Linked DNA regions of Homo sapiens: region 2 is linked to region 1. A link is a contact called in ENCODE Hi-C data. All regions are on one chromosome and are shown on one strand. Each heading gives the region's core, a stretch centred on a gene start or an enhancer-like site at or near the end of the contact. The rest is flanking DNA. Distances are from core to core; before and after follow the strand shown.

What was found. Hi-C counts contacts between places; a loop is a spot of excess contacts on that map. Pooled maps may share reads with other maps.
Region 2: a loop to region 1 is called in a pooled map of heart left ventricle, with 2.4 times the contacts of the local background. The contact joins the enhancer-like site here to the promoter of LINC02800 in region 1. A Hi-C loop is called at or near these places in 11 of 168 maps with a recorded cell type or tissue (B cell, CD4-positive, alpha-beta T cell, CD4-positive, alpha-beta memory T cell and 6 more), 12 of 37 single-sample maps with no recorded cell type and 22 of 50 pooled maps.

What each region holds. Positions count from the first base shown.
Region 1 is chr1:24,198,442-24,202,981 of GRCh38, forward strand. It overlaps LINC02800 (long intergenic non-protein coding RNA 2800), which reads left to right and starts at 1,799. Exons shown (of 3, transcript NR_027087.2): 1 at 1,799-1,950; 2 at 4,023-4,158. RefSeq lists an enhancer at 1,121-1,230.
Region 2 is chr1:24,846,302-24,850,841 of GRCh38, forward strand. No RefSeq gene overlaps it. Among named protein-coding and RNA genes, the nearest start is that of MIR6731, 71 kb to the right of the region's middle. RefSeq lists an enhancer at 1,148-1,872 and silencers at 1,987-2,186, 2,277-2,496. Within about 2 kb of position 1,835, at least 22 of the 41 ENCODE cell types and tissues checked have a DNase peak (open chromatin) inside an H3K27ac peak, as active enhancers do; they include B cell, CD4-positive, alpha-beta T cell, CD8-positive, alpha-beta T cell and 1 more, where a contact is called at or near this core.

The DNA.
Region 1 (4,540 bases), core at 549-3,048:
AAAATTGGGAAAGTATAGAAAATTATAAAGAATAAAAATAAAATATAATCTCACTCTGCAGAGAGACTCATTGCTACCATTTGTGAGTTTAGTACATATACAGTATTTTATATATATGTTTAGTAGCTCACATTATATCATGAGTATGTCATTTAAAATATTTTTTAAAGTTTTAACTAAGAAAATTTGTTTTAGAGATGGGTTCTCGCTCTGTCACCCAGGCTGGAGTGCAGCAGAACAATCATGGCTGCCTGAAGCCTTGAACTGGGCTCAGGCGATCCTCCAGCCTCAGCCACCCAAGTAGCTGGGACTGCAGGCATGCACCTTCACACCCGGCTAAGTATTTTAATTTTTTAAGAGATGGAGTCTTGTGATGTTGTCCAGACTAGTCTCAAACTCCAGGTGTCAAGTGATCCTCTCACCTTGGCCTCCCAAGTTAATTTTTTTTTTTTTTTAGACGTGATCTCACTCTGTCATCTGGGCTGCAGTGCAGTGACACAATCTTGGCTTACCGCAGTCTTGACCTCCGAGGCTCAAGAAACCCTCCCCCCTCAGCCTCCTGAGTAGCTGGGACCACAGGCGTGTACCACGACTGGCCAATTTTTTGTATTTTTTGTAGAGATAGGGTTTCACCATGTTTCCCAGGCTGGTCTCAAACTCCTGAGCTCAAGCGATCCATCCACCTCAGCATTCCAAAATGCTGGGATTGCGGCATGAGCCACCATGTCCAGCTATTTTATTTTATTATTATTATTTTAAATGACTTTTCAAAAAGGCTGTACCAATTTGGGTTCCCACTAGAAGTCGTGGATTGGTGAATTTTTAAAGGAGCAGTGTGGCCCTCATCAACCTGGACGCACACGCTGGTCTCTAAGGCATGGAACAGTTGTGCTGGGAGGGAGCTCCTCTGAGAGGGTGGTCAGAAGAGCCCCCAGGCATCACCTCCACCATGAAAGCTCACCCCTCTCCCCTAAAGCTTAGATAACCAGCTGCATTTCCTAAGAGTGAGCACCAGGGGGCACCACATACCAAAGGAAAGTGGTCCAGACTGCGAGACCGCGGATTAGACCAAAGAGATAACGTTTTTTTTTTCTTAGACTGGGGCCCTCCAAGGCAGAGAGAAGACCAACTCTCCTGGCTTCCTTGACATTCTCCTTACCTGACGTTCTGCAGCCTCTTGGGAGACTCTCGGATGTACCCATAGGAGGCTGTGGGAGACAGAGGGTCATGTCCAGAAGGGAAATGGCAGTGTATGGCGTCACAGTAAGAGCTGGGGCAACTCCCCCGCTGTGTCTTTGATGTCTTTGCATCACCTTTCCAAGCCTCAGTTTTTCTCATGTGTCAAATGGGAGTGACAATTTCCTGCCTCGCTTTACTCTGTGTGTGTGTGTGTGTGTGTGCGCGCGTGTGTGTGTGTGTAACTTATGCCAAAGTGCTTTGAAAAACCGAGAAGTGGGAGGGGGGAGGGATAGCATTAGGAGATATACCTAATGTTAAATGACGAGTTAATGGGTGCAGCACACCAACATGGCACATGTATACATATGTAACTAACCTGCACGTTGTGCACATGTACCCTAAAACTTGAAGTATAATTAAAAAAAAAAAAAGAAAGAAAAACCGAGAAGGCCTAAGGATGTCTGCTGAGTTGAGACTAAGGTGTAGTGGGTGATATGTTTGGCTGTGTCGCCACCCAAATCTCATCTTGAATTGTAGCTCCCATAATTCCCACGTGTTGTGGGAGGGACCTGGTGGGAGACAGTTGAATCATGGGAGCAGTTTCCCCCATACGGTTCCCATGGTAGTGAATAAGTCTTATAAGATCTGATGATTTTATAAGGGGTTTCCCCTTTTGCTTAGCTCTCATTCATTCCCTCTTGTCTGCTGCTACGTAAGACGTGCCTTTTGCCTTCTGCCATGATTGTGAGGCCTCCCCAGCCACTTGGAACTGTGAGTCTACTAAACCTCTTTTTCTTTGTAAATTACCCAGTCTCTGGTCTTTATTAGCAGCATGAAAACAGACTAATACAGGGGGTAAGGACACGTGGAGCAAGATTGGTTACTACATTAGTCCAGGGAAGACAATGGTGGTGGCAGCTGTGAAGGTGGTGAGACGTGGCTGGATTCTGGATATATTTCAAGGGGAGAACCAGTGAGATGTATTGAAAGATTTGATGTCAGGGGTGAGAGAAAAAGGAGGTCAAGGGTGATACTAAGGCTTTTTGTCTTGAGCCAACAAAGACTAGCGGTGCCTTTTACTTAGTGGGGAAGATGGTGGAGGGATGGTTTGGAGGTGCAAATCAAGAGTTCCATATTTAGACATGCTACATTTGAGATGCCTTTTAGGTCACCGAGTGATTGAGTAAAGACAGAGGTCAGAAAACTGAGCCTTAGGCTGGGCTCGGTGGCTCACGCCTGTAATCCTAACACTTTAGGAGACTGAGGTGGGAGGATCACCCAGGAGTTTGAGACCAGCCTGGGCAACATAGGGAGACCCCATCTCTACAAAAAACAAAACAAGTTAGTGAGGTGTGGAGGCACACATCTGTGGTCCCAGCTACTTGGGAGGTTGAGGTAGGAGGATCACTTGTGCCTGGGAGGTTGAGGCTGCAGTGAGCTGTGATCACACTACTGCAGTCCACCCTGGGCAACAGGGCAAGACCCAGTCTCAAAAAAAAGATTTAGCCTTGATTCCTTTTCTCAGGGTCCTATAAGGATCACAGTATACAATAGATTGGACTAGATCAGAGATGAAAACATAACTCACACGCATGCGGCCACATCCCTTCCAGTGCCGCTGGCAGATATCACAAATTCATCACAGCACTCAGGAATCCTCTCAACCCAGAGCTCTAGGCAGCCTCTACCAACCAAGTGGAGATGATACAAAAACGAAAACTCTCCATCATCCTGAACTGGTTGAGATACCCAAGAATGCGGTTAAAACCATGGGCTTGGGCCGGGCGCCGTGGCTCACGCCTGTAATCCCAGCATTTTGGGAGGCTGAGGCAGGCAGATCACAAGGTCAGAAGATTAAGACCATCCTGGCTAACATGGTGAAACCCTGTCTCTACTAAAAATACAAAAAATTAGCCGGGCGTGGTGGCGGGTGCCTGTAGTCCCAGCTACTTGGGAGGCTGAGGCAGGAGAATGGCGTGAACCCTGGAGGTGGAGCTTGCAGTGAGCCGAGATCGCGCCACTGCACTCCAGCCTGGGCGACAGAGTGAGACTCCGTCTCAAAAAACAACAACAACAACAAAAAACCATGGGCTTTTGGGCTAGAGAGGCCTGGGCTGCACAGCTAATCTTGCTACCAGCTAACTTGAAACCTCAGAAAAAAACTGTTTCTCAGTTTCTTCATCTGAAAAATTGGATTAGTAATAGTTCCTATTTCATAGGGCTGTTGTGAACATTGAGATCATCCAATAAAATTATTTAGCACAGTGCCTGGGACACAGTCAACCATCAATAAAAGTGGCAGCAGCAGCAGTAATAGTTGTTGGATGGTGTTACTCCAGCTTGAACATTCCAGATACATCCGTCTTACATTCTGTTTCTGACATTGGACAAATAGTGTAATGTTGGGGCTGTCCAGCAGGAGGCACTGCTGACATGTACTTCTCTATTGCCCACAGAGGTCCAGGAAGTGGGAGGCAGTTTTCCCTGGAGCAGTGTTCTCTGATGATTGCCCTGGCAGAGGCCTAGACTTTTCTTCCTGGTACAATAAACCAAGCTCTTGGCTCCTCCCAGACAGCAGTGTCTCAGCTTTCTTCCTGGGACTGGTCCTCTCTTCTCAGATCCAGTTCCTGGCCTCCTCCTGCTTATAGCCTCCAGCCAAGCTGCTGAATCTGGCAACCCAGGCCCTGGCCAACCTTTCCTTCTTGTCCAGGCCCCTAGCGGCCGCCAACTTCCCCAAAGCCAGCAGGCACGTGCAGGACATGCCAGCTTGGAATAGGTTTCCTGCGCCCTCTCTCTTCCCCCTCAACTCTGTAAAATCCCTTTTTTTGATTCCTCCTCTTCAGAGATGGAGCCGGGCAGGACTAACCCTGCTGTGCAGATGGAATAAAAGGCAGGGACCTGTTCCACGATGCTCCCAAGCTCAGATCACAGCGAGCTAAAGGGAACCTGGGAGGTGGGTCTCCTAAGCCTCAGGCACAGGTGAGTCACTCGCCACTCAGACCACACTCATCTTTCAGACTCAGGTGTTCACTGGGGGCTCAGTGGGCATCTTCTGTCTTTCGGCCCTGTGCTGGGCACAGGGCTTGACTAAGATGGAGGGAGACCGTGCTGAGCCTCGGGAGGCTGAGACACGGGCTGGGCCTCGAGACGGGGAGATGGGGGCTGAGCCTCAGGAGGCTGAGATGGGGCTCGGCTGGGGGATGGCTGCTGTGGATCATAACAGATAGACAGTTCTACCTACCCTGTGATAGGGGATGGGCAGCCAGGGTGCTGTCAGAGGACAGATTTCTGGATGCTTGTGGAGACCCATGAAACCACAGGCTCCCTAAAGCACGTGTCTTTTTAAAAGGGTCCATCTTGG
Region 2 (4,540 bases), core at 585-3,084, 650 kb after region 1:
ACACAGTAAATAAAAAGAAAGAAGATGTGCCTATCATACAAAGTAGGTTTTGAGGCAAGAAGTGTTACTGGAGATGAAAAAGGATGTTTTACAATATAGGACATTGATAATCATGAACATTCACTATGAAAATGTTAACAGTCCTGCATTTCTGTGTATCTAATAACACCTTTAAATAAAAATTGACTCAAAGAGAAATGTCTGCAATTATGAGGTCAAATTCATCCTCATAATTGGAGATTCTTAACATAGCTCTCAGTAACTGATAGAACAAGGAGGAAAACACGTGCGTGTGCACATACGTACACACATAGGAATAGCAGAAGAGAGAATAACACAACCACTTGACCTAATGGATGCATATGGCATGCTATATCCAACAACTGCAGAATGTACATTCTTTTCAGGTATATGTGGAACTTTTAGTGAAACAGACCCTATGCCGAGCCATAAAACAAGCCTCAACAAATTTCAAAGGAATGAAATACAAAATACGTTTTCTGACCACAGTGGAATTAAACTAGAAGTCAATAGTTGAAAGATACCAAGAAAATCCCCAGAATAAGGAACTACTTACAGTAGCCTACAACCCATGATGAATTTTTTTTTTTTTTTGACAGAGTCTCACTCTACTGCCCAAGCTGGAGTGCAGTGGCATGATCTTGGCTCACTGCAGCCTCTGCCTCCCAGGTCCAAGTGATTTTCCTGCCTCAGCCTCCTTAGTTGCTGGGATTACAGGCGCCCTCCACCATGCCCGGCTAATTTTTGTATTTTTACAAATACAAAAATTGTAACCTGTTGGCCAGGTTGGTCTCGAACTCCTGACCTCAAGTGATCCACCTGCCTTGGCCTCCCACAGTGCTGGGATTACAGGCGTGAGCCACCACATCCTGCCTGAAAATCTAAAGTTTTAAATTTAACACACATATTTATTATACACCAGGAACTGTTCTAAACACTTTACGTATATTAACTTAGTCTCTTTAACAATCCTATGAGATAGAGACTATTATTCCCATTTTATGGGTGAGGAAACTGAGGCATGTGGAGGTTAAGAAACTTGCTCAAGAGCCTGGGAAACATAGCAGGACCCTGTCTCTACAAAAAAAAAAAAATTAAGGTTGTGAGAGCCTCTGGTCCTAGCTACATGGGTGGCTGGGGCAGGAGGATCGCTTGAGCCCAGGAGTTCGAGGTTGCAGTGAACTATGATTGTGCCATTGCACTCCAGCCTGGGCAACAGAGCAAGATCCTGTCTCTAAATAAGAAAAGAAACTTGCTCAAAATCCCACAGCTAGTAAATGACAGTCAAAGCTAGGCAATATAGCAATATGCAGATAGTGCTCAGCAATCTTTAAAAGTGTGTCTGTTTTCCTCCTTAAAAGAGTGGACTTGGCTCCCTGGCCCCTGACAACTAAGGTAGTTGGTTGCCAGGTAAGCAGAGGTCCAGCTGGAACATATAGATTCTTTAAAAAAATAAATAAATAAAAATAGAGACAGGATTCTAGCTCTGTTGCCCAGGCTGGTGTCAAGCCCCTGGCCTCAAGCAATCCTCCTGTCGTAGCCTCCGAAACTGTTGGGATTTCAGGCGTGAGCCACCGCGCCCGGCCAAGAGCACGTTTGGTTGGTTTGTCCTGAGGGGCAGGTCTCTCGCACCAAGCAGGAGGTAGAGGTCTCGGGCCCAGAGGGGCCCTGCATCCCCCACCTCCTGCTGCGAGAGGCATCAGCCGGCCTTGTCCCTAAAGCCCCTGCTCGCTTTCCTGTCACCACTCGGGTGCGGTTCCGAAGTGGCCAGCAGGGGCCGCGGTTCCCCTCCTTTCGGCGCCACTTCTGCAAGCAGGGCTGGGACAGCTGCAGGACCTCGTCAGTTTGGGGAGCTGCCAGACCCGATCAGCAGCGTTGTCGGCTTCCTTCCTCTTTATCAGATCTGTCAGGGCTGCTGCGCGCTGCGAAGGCGCCTCCGGCCTCCTTCCCTCCTTCCTGTGTCGAACGGACGCTCCCCGGCGCCGCTGCGAACCGACACCTCCGCGCCTCCCCCGGCGGGGCAGGGCAGGGACCCGCTCACACCCTAGGTGGGGTGGGGTGGGAAGTGCCAGCGGTCTGGGTGTGACGGAGCCAGCCAATGTCCACGCGAGGTCAGGTCGCACGTGGGCCTCGACGCTGGCACTTCTGCATGTCCCTGGTTCTCGGCCGGCCACCGGCAGCTAGAGGAAGCGCTTCGCCCGCGAACCACAGGGCTGGGCGGCGGTTGGGTCGCGGCAGGGCGAGGGCTCCGCTGCGGTTGGCCCCGAGCGGCGTCCTTCCCCCGGGGGCCCCCGATCACTGCCTGGGGACTCGAGAGCGTCCCCGCCGCCGCGCCAGGCGCCAGTTCCCTGCTTCTGAGAGCGCGCACGGGAGCCCGAGCGAGCCCTCCTGGACGCCCGGCACAGGCCGGAGCGCCGACCGCGGGAGGGGCCACCTGGGCACTAGGAAAAGGGGCCACGGTTCCAGGCGGGGCGGTCCCCGCTCTGCTGACTCGGACGGGCCTCACTTCCCCGCCAGAAGAAGCGGCACCCATCCACGGGGAGGGACGGCCTCGGGACATCCTTTGGGGAAGCCAGTGACACATTTCTGATCCAATTTCTTATAAGAAATAGATAAACCTCAGTTTCTTCCTGTGCTTCCTTTCTCTAATTTCCTCAGTCAGATAATAATTGTCATTAAACTCGATGTACCAGTTATTGTGCTAAAGTTTTTAAAATGTTTCAAGTCTCTTCATATTCTCAAGTCTATTAGAGGAGGGACTATTCTTGTCCCCATTGTTTTATATAAAGAAACTTAAACCTAGAGAGGTTAAATAATTTGCCCAAGATCACACCAGGAACTGATAGAGGTCATCTGGCTCCAGAGCTTAACATCGCACTGGGTTGGTTGCTGTCACCTCCCCTGTGCAGGGTTTAAGGAGACTCGAGGAGGCTGATTTTTTTTCCTCTTCTCCTCTTCTCTCTTCTCTTCTCCCCTCTTCCCCCCTCTTTTCCCCTCCCCCCTCCCTCCCTCCTTCCCTCCTTTCTCTCTCTCTTTCTCTTTTATTTTTTATTTTCTTTTCATAGGCTTTCACTCCCATTGCCCAGACTGGACTGCAGTGGTGCAATCTTGGCTCACTGTGACCTTCAGGGAAGCTGATTTCTTAGCCCAGCTGTGGAACTGTCCAGAGCTCCCCAGCTACCCAAGTGTATTCCTCCTCTCCGCCTCCTCCTCTTCTCCTCCTCCTCCTCCTCCTCCTCCTCCTCCTTCTCTCTCTCTCTCTTTAATTTTTTAAGAAACAGTGTCAAGCAATCCTCCTGCCTCAGCCTCCTGAGTAGCTGGCACTACAGGCACGTGCCACCCCAAGTGGCCTTTTCCAGCAGGAAGTTTAGGAGCCTAATGAGCGCAATGCAAGCAGAACCAAATGGTTCCAATACCACGCACCAAGTGCATTGGCACCACATTTCTGGGTAAAAGGGTCCTGCTTGGCAGGGGGGACTTTGAGGGGTCAGGGAGGGCAAAAGGGGCCTCTCCCCTTCCTTGGCTCAGAGATGTTCACGCAACTCCCTGCCGTCTGCAGAGGTCACTGTAAGCCAGCAGACTCATTCTCACGTGGCTGAATGGAGGTTTTCCAATCAAGGAAGGGGCAAGAGAAGAAAAGCCCAGGGCCCTCTCCATTCCCTTCCTTCGTAGACATGCTTTTAAAAAATGATTTAAAGGCTGGACACGGAGGCTCATGACTGTAGTCTCAGCTGCTTGGGAGGCTGAAGTGGGAGGATCGCTTGAGCTCAAGAGGTCAAGGCTGGAGTGAACTAGGTTCACTGTGCTTCAGCCTGGACCACAGAGTGAGACTCTGTCTCCAAAAAAAAAAAGAAAGAAAGAAAAAAGATTTAATCTCATCTCTTAAATAATTTACTGCGGAATTGCTGCTAATCTTTACAGATCCTCCAAGAATTCTATGGTTTATGCCAGCATCATGAGTTTGCCCCTTACTATTTATTGATTTTTGGTCAGAAAATGTAAATAAATTTAAAAAATGTACATAAAGTGAAGCCCAAATCACTGGTGCACAGTATTGATTTGATTATCAATAGAGATTTTTTGTTGTTCAATCTGCAGTGTTCTAAAGTTACCTTTCAACTTGAAATTCTAAGCCAGCTTGCATTATCAGATTTTTTAGAAACCTTGATGACATCAAGCTGGAAATATTCCAGGACCCTCGTCTCATTGAAGAAAGAGCTAAGGATGAGTGACTCACCCAAGGCTCTGTTGGTTGCAGAATGGGGGCTCCTTGGACCAGACAGTGTGTTTAGCAAAAACATATGATGGCAACCAGGCTGGGACAGAGTTGCTACTAGAATGACATCTTTATCCCCTCGTCGGCTTTCAGGGAGTTCTCTGACTTCCTAAGGAATGGGCTTAACAAATAATCCTTGGCAACCAGAATGTTGATCTCATGTTTAAAAATATATTTATCTAATGTTAAAACACACGCACTTAACTATATGGCATGCTCTATTCATTAAAAAATAATACTGTT